3 separate regions of the Mus musculus genome follow, and regions 1 and 3 are each linked to region 2. Evidence: chromatin loops called from intact Hi-C (ENCODE). Cell type or tissue: heart. All regions are shown on one strand. Links, peaks and the distances in the headings refer to the core of each region. The heading gives the core; the rest is flanking DNA.

Region 1 (7,719 bases), core at 1,496-6,495, 220 kb after region 2:
GGCTGGCGTGTTTCAGGATTCTACTGCACACCACGAGAAAAGGAGAGGAGGCACACGGCTTCCCTCTAAGTTTCTGAGCGTAGCTTTCAAAGGTTCCATCACCTTGGAAACTCCATCCCGTATACTCTGTTTTTGAAACACGTAAGGACATAGTATAAAGGAGGAATGGATACAGAATAATAAAGTTTACAGTCATGAAGCATGGGAAGTTCAAAACTGAAAGCAAATATCACACTTCACGGAGGAACATAAAAGGCGTCTCTAAATCTCTTGGTGAGTCCTTCAGGACAAAGGACAAACCCAGGATGATCACCCCTGTGCTTCAACACTGCTGTGAAGGCAACCGAAGCAAGGGGAGAGTCAGGTTAGCGTACAGGAAAGAAGGCTAAGCATCTTGTTAGCCACAGGCGAGCCAGTCACTTACTGAGGAGGCACAGAGGAATCGCTCGAGAAAACTAAGTGAAGCTAGAAATCTCAGGGCGAGGGTGAGACTCAGAGGTAGCAGAATGCTCTCTTATGTGTGTCGCTGTGATGAAACACCATGACCAAAGCAAGCTGGGGAGGAAAAGGTTTATTCATCTTACATTTCCACATTGCTGCTCTTCATCAGTGGAAGTCAGGACAGGAACTCAAACAAGACAGGATTCTGGAGGCAGGAGCTGATGCAGAAACACTGGAGGTCTGCCGCTTACTGACTTTGTCCTCATAGCGTGCTCAGCCTGCTTTCTGATAGAACCCAGGACCACCAGCCCAGGAATGGTACCACTCACAATGGGCTGGGCCTTCCCCCATCAATCACTAATTAAGAAAGTACCATATCTCATGGAAGCATTTTCTAAATTAAGGATCTCTCAGATAACTCTAGCTTGTGTGTGAAGTTGATATAAGATGAGCCAGCACACATATACAACAAAATTTCACAAACTCAGAAGACAACTGTCCTCTCACCAACTTGAATGAAAAAAACAACTCTGGAGCTAGGAGTGTAGCTCAGTAGTAGAGTGCTTAACCAACTCGCACAAAGCCCAAAATTTGATTCCACACCCCCTTTGCTCCCAAATAGCTGCAGGGAGTTTCTGTGCCGTTTCTAACTTATTTTAGTTCCTAAATAAATGACACAGAAAGCCAGTGTTTCTATTAACAAGCTACTGACAATATGCTGGTTGCTTCCTTGGAGTCTGTTCCTGGAGAATACTGGCCCTTCCGCAAGGTCTCTCCACTCTCTTCTCTTCCTCATGGTCCTTCTCCACTCTCTCAGATCCTCTGACTTGGATTGGAAGTCCTGCCCTATTCTCTTCTGCCCAGCTATTTGACTGATCAGCTCTTTATTAATCAATCAGAGGTGATGGGAAACAATTCTTACATCACATAGAGACTGGAGATGCTTGACCAGGCCATCGTCCAGACTGTAACCAGATGTCTAGGCGTAGAAGTCAGCATCTGAATACACAGTGCACATACCCCCAACATTTTCCCCTTTTAGTCCACAGCTCTTTGTCTTATATTAATAAGCTACGTATAATAATAATTATGAAAACTTATCAAGTGAAATTATATTCACAATGTCCAGTCCATTTGTGTTCGTTAACCTTGGAAAAAGTACTCTATTATCTATCCTATCTTGGTGGATTTATAACTCTATACTTAAATCATTTTCTATCCAAACTTGTGTTTAAAAACCTAAAAATAACTTCGTAGACTTTAAAATTTTTCTCAAATCAAAAACAATTTAAGCTTGATTGTAAGACTATAACTATCTAGTCTTCAACCTCATCAGAGACCTGAGAAGAAATAAATATTACCTTGAGTATGCAGGAAGTACAGGGATGTGGCTTCCAAAACTATAGCGATGACCAAAGTTGCTGGCTACCTAGACAGTCACCCAAGGCTTCTCTGTGTTTTTGGAGCATCCGTCTTTGGCCTTCTGGTCCAGAATATCTGACAGACTTTTCTGCAAAGCAGAAATATGAAGGACTGCTTATCTTTTCTCAGCAAAGTTCGGCAGTTGACTTCCCTGAATCACATCTGTCCAGTTTGGACAGCATGCTGTCTGCAGTTGAGGCAAGGGCAGTTTCTAGCCCAATGGCAGCTTGCCACAAAGAAGCAGACTCCATAAGGAGGTTTTTCGATGCTGATCATCTTCTTTGAAGTAGTATTGGGGTGTGGCCAAGGAGCAGACATGTCTCACTGTCGTGAAAAGCCTTATGTTAATAAAAGAGCTTTAAGTGCCGTATTTTGTAGATCTCTGAGGTGTTTGAAGACCATCTATCTAAAGTATATTCAAATAAGTAAATGTTGCTTTTTTATAGCTACCTACTATCTGTTCAACTAGGATACATATTTCTATAACTAACTAAACTAGCATCTAACATGACCACAAGTTTGATTGAGTGACTTGCATTTCTTTATTATCCTGAACACCTGAACAGTATATAATAGCAGTTTCTTAAGGGACTAGAATTTAACATTGTATTTTTATGAATTACATAGGTACAATACCTTAAGCAAGAATTGAAACACACACACATACATATATGAATATAAATATATATTACATATAAATATATATTTACATATGTATTTATATATATTGTGGTAACAAAAATAGCTCAGAAATATTGTCTCAGCACTGAGAAGATGAAAGATGAGAAGTTTAATGTCTATCTTCCACTACAGGTTAAATTTGAGGCCAACCTGTACTATAAGAGACCAATAGAAAGAAAGGAAATATCTCAGTAAGTTAGTTATTTGGGGCTTCTATTACTGTGACAAAATACCATGACCAAAAAGCAAGTTGGGAAGGACAGGGATTATTGGATTTACATTTCTACATTGTAGTACATCACCAAAGGCTAGAACAGGAACTCAGGCAGGGCAGAAACCTGGAGGCAGAAGCTAATATAAAAGCCATGGAGGAGGGCTGCTTTCTAGCTTGCTCCTTATGGGTTGCTCAGTCTGCTTCCTTGTAGAATCTAGGACTATCAGCCCAGGTCTGGTACTGCCAAGGGCCAGCATCTGTTTGAAGAGGGGTTCCCAAGAGAAGAGGTGTTTGAAAGAGTCAAAAAGAACTACTTGAAGTTAATTGTGGGGTACAAACTGATGGTCTATGTTCTGCTCAACAGCTTTCCAGATTGCTCTGTGTGTGTGTCTGTGTGTGTGTGTGTGTGTGTGTGTGTGTTCAGCTTGAGACAGCTTTCCAGAAAGCTCTTTCTGAAGACAGCGCTCTTGAAATTCTAAAAACTCTCTGGATGGCTCATCTTTTGCAGATCAAAAGTCGAGTCTCTTATTTACAAATTCAGTCATTACCCCAGGTCCCTTTTGATTATCCCATGACTCAGCATCCTCTGACCCTAGCCCCCATGACTCAGCATCCCCTGACCCTAGCCCCCTGATTATTAGAAAGAATTAACAAGCCTTAGCACTGCACATGAATTCAGAGATCTGCTTGCCTTTGTAAGTACAGACAATAAGCTAGCTAGGTGGGATCTCACTCTGAGAATGCCATTCCTACCACGCCTGAGCCTAATCTCACTCTGTGCCAGGCTGAACTTGAACTCAGAAATCTGCCTGACTTTGTATTTTTCTGACAAGCTGGGTCATAGTTCATCTGCCTCTGTTCTTCTAGGTCCATGAAGCCCTTCATATAATTTATAATGCATCCTTATATTTTGCATAGATGAGAAATTGTATATTTTTGAACTCATGTTTTCAGAATTGTTTCCCACAGCCTTAAGGTCACAGCATTTTCCATTTTTTTTAAGGACATAGATACACCCTTGCCTTCTGCACTTGACTTGTACTGTTTCTGATTATCATGGAGTCAATAACCTTGCCAGGGAGAATATTTCCTGAATGAGGAGCATGAAGTCAAAAATATATTTTTTTATACAAACAAGTTTGTTTGTTTGTTTTCCCTGAGACAGGGTTTCTCTGTATAGCTCTGGCTGTCCTGAAATTCACTTTCTAGACCAGGCTGGCCTCGAACTCAGAAATCTGCCTGCTTCTGCCTCCCAAGTGCTGAGATTTATACAAACAAGTCTTACACCCAGCAACCATCAACATCAGTGGAGGCCCATGCCCTGCTGGCTACTTTCCAGGGGCAAGAAACCATGTTACACCATCCCTTTCCACATAGCCAAGCAGGACTTCAGCATCACACCACCCACAGCAGGCTGATCCTTCCCCCTTCATCCATTAATTAAGAAAGTTTCCTCCAGGTGGATCTTATGAGGACATTTTTCTCTATTGAGGATCCCTCCTTTCAGATAACTCTAGCTTGTGTCACATTGACATGGGACTAACCATCACTAGAAAGGAAAGAAACAGAAAGGAGAGAAACAGAATATTCCTGAACTTAAAAAAAAAAGAATGGGAAAGGCTTGTGAAGTGCCAGGTAGAATTCAGAAGAAAGACACAAACCTGACCAAATCCCAGGAAAATTCCTAAACCCAAAGACTAGACAGGAAACTTTGGAAGCTTTCAGATAGATGGAGTTGTCAAATGAAAAGATAGTAAGGCTGGGGTCATATTTCTCATTTGTGAATAGTAGTCTCAAGACTAGTTAAACAACGCTGACAGAGTTGACAGATAAAGCCTTTGATCTGAGCCAAGTCATCATCATATTTATATAAAAAGCAAAAGACAGATACACAATGGAATAGGACAAACAGAAATTATTTAGAAACATGTGCTTTCCAAAAAAAAAAAAAAAAAAAAAAAGATTGGTTGAGAACTTCTTCAAATGAATCAAAATTAAATTTGGAATAAAGATCTCAAAATAGCATAAGATAGAAAACATGTAGGAGACAGTGTGCAAACCATAAATAAAACACAATTCATAGTAAAAATTTAAAAAAACCAAGCCAGTGTGGTTGCAGACTGTGCAGGAAGGTTATTGAGCCATGCTGGAAACATAGTCATTTGATACGGGTGGAAAGATAACCTGGATCCCAACCTTTGAGAATTCTTGCCTTATTTTATGACTCTGGGTGTTTTGCCTGCATATGTTTGTGTACCACACACATGCTTGGTGCCCAGGGAAGCTGGAGAATTTGGGTTCCTTGGAGCAAGAGCTACAGTTGTGAGTCACCCAATATGGGTGCTAGGAGCGAATCTGGTTCCTTGGTGACCAGTATGTGTTCTTGGATAGATGCTGAGCCATCTATCCAACCTCTCAAGTTTTGATACCTTAGAAAACAAACACTGAAGTGTGATGAGACAAAAATAGATGTGTAGGAGACAAAAAAAATGCAAGAAACTAACAGGGCATGTGACTCGGTAGATAAAATGCTTGACTAACGTGGACAAAGGCCTGGATTTGATCCTCAGAGCCACATAAACCCAGCTTGGTGATATACACCTGGGTCCCAGCAGTTGAGAGGTAGAGGCAAGAGGCTCAGTAGTTCAAAGTCATCTTCTAATACGTAGCTAGCTCACATCTACTCTGGGTTATATGCGAGTGTGTCTCAAAAATAAAATAAAGGAAGAATCAAACTATTAAATGTGTTTAAATTGGACACATGAGGCACAATGGCGCATACCTGTAGACTTAGAACGAGAAGGCTGAAGTAGACAGATCTTGGGTTCAAGGTAAGCCTGAGATAGATAGTGAGTCTTGGTCAATAAAACAATCTCAGACAAAACATCAGACCTCAATACCTCAGAATGTGTTTTTTCTCGAATATAGGGTCTTTACAGTGATAATCAAGTCAAAATGAGGTCATTGGGATGAATCCTAACTCAATATGACCCATGTGTTTATAAAATGCTGACATTTGGCTACAAAAGCAGACACTGAAATAGAAGATGACTGTGTTATTAGAGAAGTATGCATAAACCCAAGGCCAGCAGGAGTCCAGTGAGCACATGACCCACTGGAGACAGAAGAATGCCCCCACAATGACCTTCAGAGGAACAGGTCTCTGTCAACAGCTTCATACTCCAGCCTCCAGCCCTGTCGTTTTAAACCACCTGATGCCTACTTAGTCAAGGTAGCCATCGGGCTCCAATGCACAAGGGAGCAGGAGCACCCAAGGTATGATCTGGTCGTATAGACTTCAAGCTTGCACACACTACATAAACTATGATCTGGTCGTATAGACTTCAAGCTTGCACACATTACATAAGGTATGATCTGGTCGTATAGACTTCAAGCTTGCACACATTAAATATGACTGGAAAAGAACATTTTATCTATCTATCTATCTATCTATCTATCTATCTATCTATCTATCTATCTATCTATCTATTTTTTATTTATTTTGGTTTTTCGAGACAGTGTTTCTCTGAGTAGCTCTGGCTGTCCTGGAACTCACTCTGTAGACCAGGCTGGCCTCGAACTCAGAAATCCGCCTGCCTCTGCATCCCAAGTGCTGGGATTAAAGGCGTGCGCCACCACGGCAAAGGACATTTTATAAGGGCAAGGAAGAATTTGAGGAAAATGTAATGGTTTGGAGGTTATAAAACAGTGAAGTATGTATGAAGGAGGAATAGAGTCAGAAGACTGTGGTAAAACTACTTCCAGTTAGGAAAAGGAAACCTCTTGTCTTTCAGAATCTGGCAGCTTGTATTGTCAAACAGTAGATGAGGGAAGAAGAGAACTATAAGAAAATGAACAACAACATTATGGGAAGCTGACAAATGGCAAATAAAGTTTTATTTTTAAACCTCAGAAATACAAAATGAAAAAAAGGAAGAAACAAAATACCACAGCCAATGTGTCACTCTTCTCTACCGTTGTCACGGGGTCTTCCTGAACAAGCGTGAAGGCCAGTTAAGTAAGGACTGGGTCTCCCCTGGGCAGCTTATCATCCTTGGTCAATTGCTCAGGACTGTAGATTCTTTCTTTCAGTTCTTACATCTCTTAAGAGGTGTCTGTTATGCAGGTAAGGAGGGCCTGGCCTTGGGAAGGACCTGGCTAGGGAATCTGTGCCCATCTAGTCTGGTGGTAGCGATCTGGTTGGTGGCCTTGTGCTTCCTTGTCTTGACTCAGTAAGGCTCCTGATTAGGAGCTGGCAGGATCTTTGTCCTTTCAGATTGCTATAACAAAATACTGCACATAGGACGGTTCATAAACAACAAAAATTTACTTCTCACTACTCTGGATGTTAGGAAGTCCACAGGCTCGATGTCTGGTAAAGAACTAATTCTGGTTCATAGGTGGGGACTTTTTAACTGTGTTATCCAAGTAGCAGAAGAGATCCTTCGGTTCTACATGCCACACTGACCGCCTGTGGGAGGATTCTACCTCCAGTCACCTCCAATAAGGTCCTCTCCCCCAACTACTTCAGGGTCAGGATCATACCATGTGAGTGAGGAGTAAGACACACAGACAGACCATACCAGGTACTCTTAGGGTATATGCTCCACCGAGTTAAACCAGTATCAGTCTACCCCTCCTTCATGCCCCCGTGGAAGAGCCAGCTCAGCCCTCACCCTAGAGTCTAGCTTCCCCATGTTATGTGGGGACTTCTGATGCCCTCCATGACAGGAAATGAGGAAATGAGGCTCTTTCACTTCCTCACCTTACCATGAAATACACATAGAGTTATATCTCAGGTCTTCCCTGCATGACGGGAGAGGAGACATACCTCCAGGAGATCTCAGTGGACAGCTAGGATCACCTCTGATTCTAGCTTTCTTTATTCTATCACTTCTAAGCACTGTATCCCACTTCTGGCATCAGTATCCCTCCCAACTACTCCCTCCTAGACTTCAGCC
Region 2 (7,719 bases), core at 978-5,977:
CAAGGTACAAAGAGGTTACTGGTTTCTTATTCAAAACAGAGCAATGCAAACACGGAAGGACTGGCAGGAACCAACTGGGATAAAATTCAATGTTAACAACTGGGATCAAAAACAGCTCCACCTAAGGTCCACTTAATCTTAAAAGCCAGGGGCAAGGGCTTCGTGCCCTTGCCATAGTTCCTATTCTAGTCTATAGTATAGTCCACCTTCCCCCTAGGCCATTGTGAATACGTGTGTATGGGTATAACTCAGCTATCTATAGTTCTAAGTATCTACTCTGGTTCCTTCTTAGATCACAAACTTTCTTCTTCTGAGATAATGGTAAATTTCTGTGTAGGGCAGTGACTTAGCTATCCATGCCCAGGGTCGGCTCAAGGACTGCCTAGAATCTAACTTAGCTATATGTCAAAATATCAATCCTTAGAGCACTTGTAATAAAGCAATATTAAGGGAAGGCACACAGATCCGTTTATCAACTAAAGCAAGGACATTGGAGCATTTGTTATACAGGATGCCATGGTTCCAGGAGACTAAGTTTCTGTGAACTTTTCGCCTCAGGACAGCGCCCAGGTTTTCGGGGCCTGTGGTGCTTGTCACTACTGGAGTGGATGTAGCAGTCCTCTGTGTGGGCCCTGGTGCTGCAGCTATTTTTGAATCATCTCTGTTGCTGTAAGTAGCTCTCACCCGTGCCTGTAAGTAACCCAAATAAAGCCCAGGGCTGGAGGGGTATTTGCTGTTCTTGCAGAGAAGTCAGGATCTATTCTCAGCACCCACTCACATGGTGGCCCAGACCTCTCCATAATTCTAGTCTGACACCCTCTTCTGGCCTCTGTGGGCACCAGGCACTCATGAGGTGTGTGATATACATGCAGGCACATGTAGGAAAATAAATATACCATTAAAAACAAACCAAGGACAAAAAAGGGCAGTTAAAGACAGCAAGTGCCTTCCCTAAACGCCAAGAAGTTGAGAAAGGAAGTTTTTAAAAGCAGAAGCAGGAAAAGTGGTAGGTTTTTTTAAGACCACTGTTTTATAATTTTTAACAGAATAATTGACTGAAGGCTGAGGCCATCTAATACCACTGCTGACAAGTCCATTAGGGACAGGGAGTTGGGCAGGGATGGGGCACCATCCTGGCCTATGAATCTGTGTCTGAACTGAGGGACAGCAACTAGGCCTTGTGTGATGGTCTGCATGAAAATAGCCCCCCTAGGCTCACAGGGAGTGGCACTCTTGGGAGGTATGGTCTTGTTGGTGTAAGTGTGACTTGTTAGAGGAACTGTGTCACTGGGGGTGGGCTTTGAAGTCTCAGATTCTCAAGCCAGGCCCAGTGTCTCACTCTCTTCCTTCTACATCCCAACTAGGATGTAGAACTCTCAGCTACCTCACCAGCACCATGTTGACCACACGCCACCATGCTTCCCACCATGACGATAATGGACTAAATCTCTGAACTGGAAGCCAGCCCCACGTAAATGTTTTCCTCTAGAAGAGCTGCTGTTGTTTCTTCACAGCAATAGAACACTGGCTAAGACAGCACTGAAGGGCTTGTGGTATGGGGAAGAACTATACAACAGCACACCTCTGGTGCTGTCACCAAAGGATTTCTCCTGGGCTTCAGATCTACAGTTCACAGGAAACCCAGGGTTAGAAGGACACCATAAAGAGGTTGTTCTGTAGAGGAGTAAACTACTACACATCTGCAGTAGAGGAAGAACAAGAAGTGTCTCAGGTGAGGAAGAGTATAGGGTTTTCTTACAGCGTTACAGATACTGTGACCAGTTATCTGAGAGGAGCAGGAAGACCAAGAGAAGTGAGAACACAAAAAGATACAAAAGCACTCAGATGCTTTGTTACAATAAAACAAGATGTAGCCGGGCAGTGGTGGCGCACGCTTTTAATCCCAGCACTTGGGAGGCAGAGGCAGGCAGATTTCTGAGTTCAAGGCCAGCCTGGTCTACAAAGTGAGTTCCAGGAAAGCCAGGGCTATACAGAGAAACCCTGTCTTGAAAAACAAAACAAAAAAACAAGATGTACACACAGATTTGCATGCACATACACATAGACACACACAAACACATGTGAACACACACACACATGCACACAAAGACAGACACATGAAAAGACAGAGCATTTTGATTTATAGCAGTTCCACCTGGAAGCAGTCTAACTGCCAAGCAGTGGATATCTATGGATAGGATACAATGTAGCCACAGAAAAGAATGAACCACGGTGTGGGGGAAACTCAAAGCATCATGTAGAGTATGAAAAGCAGCACACAGCATTCTGCAATGACCTTCTTAATATGGGATTTAGAGCAGGCAAGACACCCAGCAAAAGAACCAAGAACAGTGTTCACTGAGTGTCATAGGGGCCACTCTGTGCGGTCATGGACATGTTCTTTAGCCTGGGAAGAAAGAGGATCAGTTGCAGCACACTTGTCAAAATTCATCCAACCGTGTGTGGAACGACTACGCGTTTGTTTATAAAAATGTATAGCAATTATTTATCTATGTGTCTATGTGTGGGGATAAGCATGTGTGTGTCCTATAGGCACTCATGTGGAGGTCAGAGGACATCTTGCCCGAGTTTGTTCTCTCCTCCCACCATGTGGCCCTCCGGTGATGGAACTCAGGTTAGCAGGCTTGGCAGCAAGTGGCTTTACCTGCTGAGCTAGCCTGCAAACCCTAGCTGGGTGTTTCAGTGTATGTAGGGGAGTGTTATTTGAGGGAGGGAAGGATGGGTGAAAGAGAAAAGGAGAGAGAGAGAGAGAGAGAGAGAGAGAGAGAGAGAGAGAGAGAGAGAGAGAGGCAGGGCACAGAACTAAGAGACAGAGCAACACAGTGCTGTGTGGACTTCTGGGACCCACAAACAATTGAGAAACATTTTGAAGAAAATCCCAAGGTGAGCAGAGTGCAACCCCAGTAGACCACTCTAGTGTATACTAGATGTGGCGAAGTGTGCTAGAAAAGCCCCTCCATTCCAACAACGTATCCCACAGCCTTAAGGTAAAGCAACATAATACTCACATGGGTTACATTTGTGCAGGGAAGAAGGAAACGGGAGTAAGGGGAGTGGCAAAAACTGGGGTGTGCCAAACTCCATGTTCTGACACACGGGCCTAATAGTTATTTTCACTTTTCTCTAGTGTCTATTCTAAAAATTTCACAGCCAAAAAAAAAAAAAAGTCTTCGGAATACAGGAGACTCAGTCGCAGTAATGTCGATCAGACTAGAGACCCCTTCTCTGCTTCGGCTTTGGGCAGATTGTTCACTTTTATTATTAAAATCCACACACCTGGTGGGTTATATTTCATTTTTTTGTTGGTCGGTTTTGAGTCCCAGGCTGGTCTAGAATTTGCTGTAAAAGCCAAGATTAGCCTTGACGACTCCTCACTCCATGGTCCAAGAGCTGGATGGGATGGCAGGCATGAACCACCGGTCCACCCACTAACCACTCAATGCCCCAGCCCAGCCAACAGATATTTATTAAGAAATAACCACAAGCCGGGCGTGGTGGCACACGCCTTTAATCCCAGAACTCGGGAGGCAGAGGCAGGCAGATTTCTGAGTTCGAGGCCAGCCTGGTCTACAAAGTGAGTTCCAGGACAGCCAGGAGTATACAGAGAAACCCTGTCTCGAAAAACCAAAAAAAAAAAGAAAGAAAGAAAGAAAGAAAGAAAGAAAGAAGGAAGGAAGGAAGGAAGGAAGGAAGGAAAGAAAGAAAGAAAGAAAGAAAGAAAGAAAGAAAGAAAGAAAGAAAGAAAGAAAGAAAGAAAGAAAGAAAGAAAGAAAGAAAGAAAGAAAACCACAAACGTCCCACAAACCTATCGCCCCTCTTCCCTATTTTCAAGGTCTCCGTTCCATTGGCTTTCTCAAGCTGTTTTCTGCCTGGTATAACCTCATTTTGCCACCAGGGAGCGCGCCATCACCAAATTTGCAGCCACTTGAGGTGACAGTCCTGAAACTGGTTACCAATCTGAGGCACGCCCATGACCACTGGTAGCAATTGTTTAGGCACGTCTCTCTAGTGACTTCATCTTTTTCAGGAAACAATTAGCCTGTTTGAACAGAACAGGTTAGGCAAATTCTTAACTGGAAAATCAGTAAGTCCTTTTGCAGGGCGTGTTGGGACACTTTGCACTCTTTCAGCTGAGTTAGGGTGTGGACCCTTTGTCCTCACGTGATGGCTGGGCAAGGAGGCAAATAGCCCTCTTATGCAGGCACAACCCTTCCTTTGTCCTGGGCGGCCTGGGCAGCGTTGGGGGCGGGGAGCACCTGTGGCTGGGATGAACAGACCCAAAGCAGTAAGGGGTCACAGACCAGACGCTGCAGCCCCCTCGGCCTTTTCTTCCTGGAACCCAGCGAGTTCCGGGCCACCTTCAGAAACACAAGCAAGGCTTTTAGACTAGGACAAGGGGCTGGAGGAGAGGGTGAGAGTTGAAGCACCCTTCTCAATGCGATTTGCCTGGGCTATTTCCAACCTGTTCAAGAAAGCCCTTGGAAATACGGGGTGCTGAAGGCCTGTCTCAGTCTGACCGCTGTCCCCCAGATCCGTACAATTCAGTCAGTGTGGATTCTAACCCCTTGCCCGCACCCCCACTCCACCGACGGCTGCCCGGTTTTCTCTATGAAGCAGCTACATCCAACGCTCTCTCCCAAACCCTGTGAGTTCAGGTTAAGGGTGCTTTGCGGACTCCCAGCAATTCTGTCTAAGCTTTAACTACAGTCATACATCCCCACACTTCTGACTCTCACTAAACTCTAAGGGACATAACGACTTGTTTGCTTTTTTGATACACACTCATTTGCCCAGCTAGCCTGGATCTCTAAGAAAATCTAAGGGTGACTTATAACTCCGGCCTCCCTGAGTGCTGGGATCATTATGCCAGGCAAGCACTGAACCCCCATAAAGCCATTTGAAAATTAAAAATATCCTCCACGTCTGTCATTTTCTCCCCTGAGACTGTGCAAACAGACCCCAAGGATCGCAGCGCTGGGATGTAAGAAAGTATTTGAGAACAAGAAACCTTCTGAAAGCCCCTCATCACTGAGGCACTGCCTCTGTGTACAAAACAGGCCTGGGGAGCAAGGGAGAGGAAGGCTTCGCAAAGACAGGAATGACAGCTGATGAGAGAGATTGGGAGGAGCACGACAAAGGATACTTTTTTTTTTTTCCCCTTTCTGGTGCTTTCTGTAGTCACGCCTTCAATCCCAGCACTGGGGAGGCAGAGACAGGTGGCTCTCTGTGAGTTCCAAGACAGCCTTGTTTACTTAGGGGGTGGGTTCTAGGTTAGCCCTATCCAGAAAGAGAGGAGAGAGAGGGAGGGAAGGAGAGAGAGAGAGAGAGAGAGAGAGAGAGAGAGAGAGAGAGAGAGAGAGAGAGAATATACCTGTCATGTTCAAAGCTGAGACTACAGAAGACCACCATCTTTTGTCCCACATTCTCCAAATCTCCTGATCCCTGCCCACTCCGGGCCATCCAAACGGTGCTATCACGAGGACTGTGATAATTAAATTCTGGCTGTCGGGCTGACGAGATGGCTCAGTGGGTAAGAGTACCCGACTGCTCTTCCAAAAGGTCTGGAGTTCAAATCCCAGCAACCACATGGTGGCTCACAACCATCCATAACGAAATCTGACGCCCTCTTCTGGGGTGTCTGAAGACAGCTACAGTGTACTTACATATAATAAATAAATAAATCTTTAAAAAATATATAATATAAAAAAAATTCTGGCTGTCATGTGCACTGGGCACTGAGGTAGGTACTGAAGAATTCATATACAGCCACAGTCGGGGCTGGGTAGTGAGTGAGACGCTCCCGTGGTGGAGAGAAGTGTAGAGCTTGGCAAGATTACAAAGGAGATGGGAACTGATCTGGTCCCCCAGTCAGTGGGTACATGAGTGGCTTACCGAGGGACACTGGGTTGAGCTATGGGACACAGCTGTACAGAGGACAGTCAAATACTTGACCTCCTGGAGGGGCATTCTAGTGATGCATGCTACACTAAGTCAGAATTTTGTTGGCAGTAGAAAGGGGAAGAGGTCAGGGGAGTTGGAGAGGGAGAAGTGACTCTTGAATGGTGACTCACAGATGAGAGGTGTAGGCGCCTGGGGGCGGGGCCCTGGGCATTGGGAGCAGAGGGTGTGCAGCACATTTGGGGAACAGCAAAGGGAGGGACTGGCGTGGCACAGGCAAGGAAGAGAGAGAAGCAGAAGGCATGGGCAGGCTTTCTGAACTGTTCCAAAGGGGGTAACTGTGGGAGTGGCCAGCTACTGGGAAACGCGGCTCTAAAAGAGAAATCAAAGCACTAGCTTGCAGCTTTGCTGATTCCACCAGGCACCGGTGTATGTAAAGGTGTAAAGTCTGAGCAGAGATCTAGGAGCGATCAGCTCCCAGCTTCAGCCGCTCAGGACGGCTAATGCTGACAGTGTCTGACTCCTGATACAGGGTCACACTTGCTGCAGTGCTGAGGGCAGAGCCTGCGGGGACTAAAGGAGACAGTAGGGTAGAAGCCCGGCTCCAGGGAAGTCTGGTAGTGGGGGAATAAGACAGTCTCAGAGGTGAGCGGTAGAGGAGGCCCCGAGGAGCTAGCAGGTTCTGGGCATGACTGAATACACCTGGATTTCTTGGCAGACTGATGGTGGAGTACAGAGGAGAACGATTCAGGGAGGCGCCAAGGTTAAAGGAAAGTTTTGGGGAGAGTACGAAGCTCTAGGAAGAAGAGAACACTGTGGAAAGTGGTGCTTGTAAGCTTGTAACCTATTGTGGAACAGGAAACAAAGAGATGCAGGTACCAAGGCAGCATTGGACAAACCAACAGACAGAACTAGACACAGGGCTCTGCGATAGGTGTGCTGCAGAGAGCGCTCAGGACTTGGGCCTGGGTCACAGAGATTCGTTAGTATAGGACTCTGAGCGAGAGCGCATGTACGCACTCGCATGAGAGAGAGAGAGAGAGAGAGAGAGAGAGAGAGAGAGAGATGTCTTTGAGGGCATGCCTGTTTCTGGAAGTATAAACTTTGTGGTGACTTCATTTATTACATGCTAGCTAGACGCCAAAAAAAAAGTTGCTGTTTTTATAGAGATCCCACAACATCCCTGTGAAAATTTTTGATAATATTTTTACACCTTATTTGCTTGCAAAATAAATTTTACAAATTCCCTTTCATTTTTAGCTTTTATGAGATTACAGTTCCGGTTATTTAGACTGAGCTATATACAATAAATGAGCTTTAAAAATGGAAATATAAACATCTATCTGCAGTTAAGTATTTGTGATGGATGACAATGTTCCTAGAACGACAGATGTAAGTCAAACGGTTTGGTTAACAGAAAAAATGATCGTTTGAGCATGATAAAGGAGATTTGGGCTGAGAGCAACATAATAGCAATAATAGCACTGAAAGTTACAAACACACTTTCTGCATGCTTCCACAATTTGTTCTTAAAAAAAAAAAAAAATCAGCCGGGCGTGTTGGTGCACGCCTTTAATCCCAGCACTCGGGAGGCAGAGGCAGGCAGATTTCTGAGTTTGAGGCCAACCTGGTCTACAGAGTGAGTTCCAGGACAGCCAGGGCTACATAGAGAAACCCTGTCTCGAAAAACCAATAAGTAAATAAATAAATAAAATAAAAATAAAAAAAGAAAATCATTTACAAAATGCCTCCATTGCTAAACAGGAAAGCAAAGGCTGGCCCGCAGTCAAATGGCTCCAT
Region 3 (7,719 bases), core at 1,496-6,495, 490 kb after region 2:
CTGCAAAAATAAGATGGAGAACAATAGAGCAGGACACCCAAGCACGGCCCTCTGGACTCTGTACACGCAGGCCTCGTCACCCACACAGAAGGCAGGGAAGCCGAGAGATGAGCTACTGTGACAGAAGAGACCTAGGTTCCTGTCTTATTTGTCCACTGCATTCTCTTAAATATAAGTTTTATGTTGCAAATTATCTATACATGCTTCAGCTCTCCATCTAGCAGGAAATGGCAGGAAGGGCTTTTTTTTTTTTTTTTTTTTTTGGTCTTAAGAATGTGTCCTAGAGGGCATAGCCCCGAGTCTATTCAGCAGCGTGTAGGTCGTTAGATGCTCATCGCCTCCATCACCTGTGGTCGGTCACAGATGGACCACAGCAGCTGCTGCTGTGCATATGTGTGCTTTGTTTTCAGATCTCTTACTGATAGTATGGCGGTTCATGTGTACAGCGAAGGCTATACTCCTGTGCTCAGTTACAGTGTAGGAGGTCGAGATGAAACTATAAAGTACACGGGTGTTTTTATTTAGACATCTCAGCATATGTTACTTAACAAAAACACTTTGCAAGGCCAGGCATGGTGGCGTACGCCTTTAATCTCAACACTTGGGAGGCAGAGGCAGGCAGATTTCTGAGTTCGAGGCCAGCCTGGTCTACAGAGTGAGTTCCAGGACAATCAGGGCTACACAGAAAAACAAAACAAAACAACAACAAAAACATTTTGCAAAAACAGGCAGAAAGTGTGTTCTGGTTTCTCCATTCTTTTGTGTTAAAATCCCTAATGTATATATCTGCCATTGACCTACTGAATAAACTAGCTATTTACCTAACTTTTATGGATTTATACTCAATCTTGACAGAAGCCACTATTGTTTATAAACAACACATTAATTTTTTTGTGCTTTGATTTTGTTTTTGAAAAAGGGTCTCAATATCATGGCCTGGTGGATAATAGGTTGGCCTCAAACTCATAGTGATTTGCCTGCCTGCCTGCCTGCCTGGGCCTCAAGTGCTGGGATTTTAAGCATTTGCCACCATACCTAGCACACAGCTAACTTATTTAATGAATAGAAATACTTTTTAGGATGGATTCTATTTATTATAATTAACTTGGTATTACAAACTGAATATCAGTGAAGTTTTATTCACATGCTTTTGTAAACATGACCAAATTGATAACTTTTTAACTGAGGTAAGCTTAAGATTCCAGCAAATAGACTATTTTTGTTAATTATTTGTTTAATAATAGCAAACAAAACTGTAAATCTTGTTTTAGATTTATCTTTGTGTGAAGGATGCTGTATTTCTTTTTTTTTTAAGATTTATTTATTATTATACATAAGTACACTATAGCTGTCTTCAGACACCAGAAGAGGGCATCAGATTTCATTATGAATGGTTGTGAGCCACCATGTGGTTGCTGGAATTTGAACTCAGGACCTTTGGAATAGCAGTCAGTGCTCTTACCTGCTGAGCCATCTCGCCAGCCCAGATGCTGTATTTCTTAAAAAATTAATCTATACTTGAACAATTTTGTACTATAACCCCAGTTAGGTTGTTGTTGTTGTTGTTTTGGGTTTGTTTTTTGTTTTTTGTTTTTTTCCCCCAAGACAGGGTTTCTCTGTGTAGCCCTGGCTGTCCTGGAATTCACTCTGTAGACCAGGCTGGCCTCGAACTCAAATCTTCCTGCCTCTGCCTCCCGAGTGCTGGGATTAAAGGTGTGCGCCACTATGCCCGGCAGTCCTGGGTTCTATAAGAAAGCAAGCTGAGCAAGCCAGAGGAAGCAAACCAGTAAAGAACATCCCTCCACGGCCTCTGCATCAGCTCCTGCTTCCTGACCTGCTTGAGTTCCAGTCCTGACTTCCTTTGGTAATGAACAGCAGTATGGAAGTGTAAGCTGAATAAACCCTTTCCTCCCCAACTTGCTTCTTGGTCATGATGTTTGTGCAGGAATAGAAACCCTGACTGAGACAGTTCCTATATTAGAAGCCTAAATCATATTTAGGGCATCCTACTAAATTAATGCCTTCATTATCAGAGTATATAGAGTGCACTGAAGGTTTCTATAACTGAGTTGTTTCAGACCCATTAAATGAGCTATTTAACTAGAAATTAAAATATATTTTTATTTGCTGTGTTATCTGCCAACCTTAAATTAGAACATATTCTATAAAATTAGTGACTGATTATTTCAGGACACTCCCCCTACCCTACCCCCCAAAAAGAGGCTTAAGTAGTTTTTTGTTTGTTTGTTTGTTTTTTGATTTTTTTGTTTTTTCGAGACAGGGTTTCTCTGTATAGCCCTGGCTGTCCTGGAACTCACTCTGTAGACCAGGCTGGCCTTGAACTCAGAAATTCGCCTGCCTCTGCCTCCCAGGTGCTGAGATTAAAGGCATTGCGCCTCCACTGCCTGTAGAATTCTTATTTAATAATTAGCTTATTGAGGAAAGTTTTTATTTTGTTTTGTTTTTATGATGAGGCTTTCCCTGTGTTGTAGCCCAGGCTTGCCTTGAAACCTTGGTCTTCTGCCTCACTCTCTGACTAGGGACGTTCTTGGGGTTACAGGCGTGCCTCTGCTGGCCTGGTCATTGTTGTCTGCTCTATAGTTTGACAGTTTAGATTTTATTTCCTACATTGACACAGACTCTAATGCAGCAAAACATCTTATATTCAGAACTAACGTTAATGTTAAGTCTTCTGAACAAGATTGTCCTGGTTGCTGATTAGTAGTAGTAGGCCTGGGACTGTGATAATTGCTGTTAAGGGAGGATCCAAAGACAGAAGTATACATTGTGCATGTTTTGAGACTTGAATTTGCGTTGTTATTCTCACTCTTCCTCTCAGCTCTCCACATCTCTCCAAGTTGCCTGATTTCATTAATACCATGGGTCTGTGTTACTCCTGGTTTTCCATGGGTCTGTGTTACTCCTGGTTTTCTGTCTTAAGCTGTGGAGCTTTTTCAAAATTCAAAATACTTTCGGGTGTAAATTAAATCTGATCCAGCATTTAAACATAAAAAGCCTCATCGAGCCAGTGTTGTTTCTGACTTTCCACAGCTGCAGTGTGTCAGCATGGCAGTCTGGTTTTCCTCCCTACAATACGGCACAGTACAGTGCTCACCTGGGTTCCATCTGCCATCTCACAACCTCCACGTTCTCCCCTCCATAAGACGAAATGCTGCCTGAGATTGGCTTGGGCTTACCTGTTCCGCCATGGTAGTAGGTGTGTGAGATCAGCTGCAGTGGCTGATCAGATGTTTTTATGGTCTGCAGGCCACTCGGTGTGCAGCTGAGTTTGAGACCATAAGTCTCAGCCTTAAAAATGGGGTGGGGAACCCCTCATTTTTCCAGTGGAGCAAAATGACTATGTGATTATGGTTTGTCGTATCTTTTTATCTTTCTCTGAAGTGTTTGTGGTGCTGTGGTACCATGGAGGCCAGAGAACAACTTTCTGAAGCTGGCTCTCTCCTGCCACCTTTATTGGATTCCAGGGAGCAAGAGGTCTCTAGGCTTGTGCCGTGTTTTATCCACTGACATTGTCTTGCTGACCCCAAGGCTAAATTTTTGATTAATGTTGGTCAGATTCCAGGGTAAAATTTTTAATTAAGATAGGGATTAAAATCTTATATTCATAATTGACATTTACATTTGCTAGCCATCAGTGTGAAATAGTCAATTTTTAATATCCTGGTTATGTGACTTCTGGCAAGAGCTAACCAATTGGAACAGTGGTAGAAGTTTTTAAGTGTGTGTCGGTATGTGTGTGTGGAGGGGGCTAGTGTGTGGGTTTGTGTGCACGTGTGCGTAAAATCGGGATCAAACTGAGGAGATGTGTGTCTGCCAGCCTTGCCCAGCAAGTGCCTTTAGCACTAAGCCTCTTGCCTACCCAGAGAATATTGTAAATATTGTAATTATTTGGAATTAAGTGCTCAGAAATCCTATAACACCAAGAGACAGAAACAATATTGACTTTTCTGTGCAACCTAACATAGTTTAAAACCCTATATACTTTATTGTTGGGGGGGGGGGCGACAACACAAAGTCTTCCATTAAGTGTCTGTTTACTTTAAAAATAGATATAGATGTTTTGTTTTGTCGATTTATTAAAAAAAGAGATTCTGTACTGTTGGTGGACAGACAGAAAAATTGACAGGACAGCAAGAAAAAGAGAATCCCAGCACTCGAGAGTCAGGCAGACTGTCTCATGTGGCCTCTCTTAAAATAACGTGCCACATAAAAGCTTAATACCTTATTATTCTGACTTATATTCTTCCATTTTACTATGATGGGTCCTGGGTCCCACCTTCAGTTTCAATTAATTGTATTCATTTATAGTAACCCAAGAGAAGCATTTTAAGTGACATTTTGGCGCCATCTGCTGTTCTGTAATGTGATGTTCCATTTACATTGATAAAACTTGTAAGGAGATTAAAATACGTTTAATATTTTTGCCCATATAAGCACAAAATTGAATTTATCTGCCTTGATCTCTGCATCTGACAGAGACTATAGACTTGCATACAAATACTTTTGTACTTCTGCTGGTTTTGAATATTCGCCCAGTGCCTGTAAGTTTCTAAAGACTTCGCTTACAGAGTCTCCATGAAAACGGCTCCTGAGGGAAAGGCCCACTCGTCCCCACACCTCCAGTCATGTTTTATGCCTATTCTTGTCTTTGAACACCTATTTTTTTATCTTACATAGGCTTGTTTCTTACCTATATAGTTCCACTGCTGTCCATTCAAATAAACACTCCCCCCATAATTCTAAACTGCATGTATTTAGCACCTTTCCCTCAGCCCCAAAACAGGGTTGTTGTTTTGTTGTTGTTTGTTTAATTTTTAAAACTGATTTAATTATGATTATTTTTATGTGTGTGTTGTGTAAATGAATGTATGTGCACCATGTGCTTGGTTAACGCCCAAAGAGAAGAGACGAAGTGCACTGGAACTTGAGTTACAGATGGCTGTCGACCATCATGTAGCTTCTGAGAATTGAACCCGAGTAGTCTGTAGGGCCAACAAGTGTTCTTAACTTAGCTGAGTCATCTCTCCAGAGCTTGCTTTTTTTAAAAAAATAAATTATTTGCTTACTTCATGTTTATGCCTACACTGTAGCTGTCTTCAGACACATGAAGAGGGCATCGGATCCCACTCTGGTTGTGAGCCACCACGTGGTTGCTGGGAATTGAACTCAGGACCTCTGAAGAGCAGTCATTGCTCTTAACCATTGAGCCATCTCTCCAGCCCCTCTCCAGAGCTCTTAAACAGGGTTTTCATTTCCCTCAGGCTACATCTCAACTCCAACTCTGTAGCTTATACTAGCTTTAACTTCTAATCACCCTTGCATCTCTTCTGTGATATACACATGTGCATATACATATGCCTATGTATAGCTTCTTTTTATATAAATTATTTCCAATACAAATACAGCATTGTATTTTGTAGTCATAGTCTTTAAGTCTTACATGATCTATCTTGTACTTTGTCTAGTGTAGCAATTTGTATATTATTTTGTTTAGTAATTTCCAGGTATAAGTCTCAACAAATGTCTCCATGTCTATACATGAATATAGGTGCCCCCAGAGACTAGAGGCACCTGATCCTTGTATAGCTAGAGATACAGGTGGTTGTGAGTAATGACTCAGGTCCTCTGCAGGGACAGTACCTACAGTTAACTGCTGTGCCCTTATTTTGTAGTCTTTGAAAATTTGCATGTACTATTAGGCATATAGACTTGGAAATTTGTTGTCTTAATTGAAAGACTTGCCTCCACGTGGTAGGGTTTTTTTGTTTGTTTGTTTGCTTGCTTGCTTGCTTTGTTTTGTTTTGTTTGTTTGTTTCCGATCAGGCTGGCCTCGAACTCAGTGTCCCACCTCAGTTAGGTAAATAGCTAGTATTGAGATGTTGTTTTTACCAGGCACTATTATCAGCTAGATAATAATTACTAAGATATCTAACCATGACACATTTCAAAAATTTTTTAAAGATTTATTTGTGTACAGATTTCTGCTTGCATGTATGCCTTCATACTAGAAGAAGGCACTGAATCTCCTTATAGATGGTTATGAACCACTATGTGGATGCTGGGAATTGAAGTCAGGACCTCTGGAAGAGTAGCCAGCACTCTTAACTTCTGAGCCATCTCTCCAGCCCTGACACATTTCCATTTTTAAAATGTGTGTGTGAGTGTGTGTATAAGAGGTCAGGACATCTTTCCATAGTTGTTCTACCATGGACTCTGGGCATTAAAAGAATTCAGATTGTCATCCTATAAGCACTGTCACCTACTGAGCCAACTTGTGGCCTACTTAGTTATTTCCATTTTGTAGACAAAGGGAAAATGAAGTTCAAGAATGAGAAACTGAGCTGGGCAGTGGTGGCACACGCCTTTAATCCCAGCGCTCGGGAGGCAGAGGCAGGCGGATTTCTGAGTCCCAGGCCAGCCTGGTTTACAGAGTGAGTTCCAGGACAACCAGAGCTACACAGAGAAACCCTGTCTCAAAAAAACCAAAACCAAACAAACAAACAAAAGGATTGAGAAACTAAGGTCAGGAGATGCCTCAGTTAGTTGGTAAAATACTTCACTGTGTAAGCATGAAGAGCTAGTTCAGATCTTCAGTAACCATAGAATACAGGCCCAGCAGCATGGGTCTGTAATCCCAGTATTGGAGAGGCAGAGACAGAGGCCCCAGGAGCTTACTGGCCAGCGAGTGAGCTCCAAAGTCAGAGAGACGCTGTCAAAATATTTTAAACAATTTGAAAAAGAGTATAAAGGCCATTACCGTATATCTTCCATACGTGTGCACACACACAAACACACAAATTTCTGAACAGAGCAGGACTAATACCAGATTCTAAACAAAGGCCAGTCTTTGTAGAACTTGTACCTTTACGTTGTACTAAAGAGTCTCCAGTTAATACGGATTTTCTTCTATGCCCCATTACATTGTAGTTTTTCTACAAGCCTCTAAAATACTACTGGCAATAAGTGTAGTTCATAATACTTAGTACAGTTTGTATTTAGATAGTGCTTTAGTTAGCAATTTAGCAAATAAAACCTTAGCTGGTCACAAACTGCTTATCCTTCTGCCTTAGCCATTGAAGATTTGTACAGTCATGGCTGCCTTGTTAAGTGATGCTGGTATTTTTGGGTTTTGGTTTGGTTTGGTTTGGTTCGGTTTTCTTTAGAAACATTACTAGAATTGTACTGTGTTATAGTTAACTATAGACAGCTAAGCAGAGCTGGTACCATCTAAGACAGCTACTTTATTGGAAGAAAGAGAGCAGATAGGACGCAGGGGCATTAGCAGTTATCTTTTCTCATGTATGCAGTTTAGGTGATGACATCAGTTGTGTATCTGGTCCCTGAGGAGGCCAAAGGGAGGAATTGGGGTTATAGATGCGTGTGAGCTGCTGTGTGGGTGCTAGGAATTGGATTTGGGTCCACTGTGTGAACAAGTACTCTTTAACTGCTGAGCTGTCTCCAGCCTCAGTTAAATATTGAATGGTTGTAAGAATAAAATGGGAGCCAGCAGATGGCTCAGCAGTCATTGCTGCTTGTGCAGAGGATCTGAGTTCTGTTCCTCACATCCACATCCTCCCCCCACCCCCGTAACCACCTGCACCTCCAGCCTTAGAGCACCCACCACCTTTTCTGACCCCACGCCAAGCACACACCCTTACCTATGCTTAATAATCATTCATATATATATAAAATACATCA

What was found. A loop is a pair of places that touch in the nucleus more often than their neighbours do. Peaks named below come from ENCODE experiments on the same cell type or tissue, not always from the same donor. Only the 100,000 strongest peaks of a DNase experiment are listed, where the experiment ranks them.
Region 1: a loop joins it to region 2, with 5 times the contacts of the local background. A loop is called at or near these places in 9 of 42 quality-filtered maps.
Region 3: it touches region 2 in a loop (4-fold over the local background); 16 of 42 quality-filtered maps call a loop at or near these places.

The regions. Positions count from the first base shown.
Region 1 is chr17:88,284,427-88,292,145 of GRCm38, reverse strand. The region is part of intron 3 of Gm31615 (a long non-coding RNA gene); the gene reads left to right. Among named protein-coding and RNA genes, the nearest start is that of 1700116H05Rik, 19 kb to the left of the region's middle. In heart, for the core only: CTCF peaks have their summits at 4,306 and 4,519; no DNase peak of the experiment used is centred there.
Region 2 is chr17:88,507,684-88,515,402 of GRCm38, reverse strand. No RefSeq gene overlaps it. Among named protein-coding and RNA genes, the nearest start is that of Ppp1r21, 19 kb to the left of the region's middle. In heart, for the core only: a CTCF peak has its summit at 3,923 (motif pointing right); DNase peaks (open chromatin) are centred at 3,962 and 4,232; H3K4me3 peaks cover 313 bases; H3K27ac peaks cover 362 bases.
Region 3 is chr17:88,022,035-88,029,753 of GRCm38, reverse strand. The region is part of intron 1 of Fbxo11 (F-box protein 11); the gene reads left to right. Among named protein-coding and RNA genes, the nearest start is that of Fbxo11, 40 kb to the left of the region's middle. In heart, for the core only: a CTCF peak has its summit at 4,376 (motif pointing left); no DNase peak of the experiment used is centred there.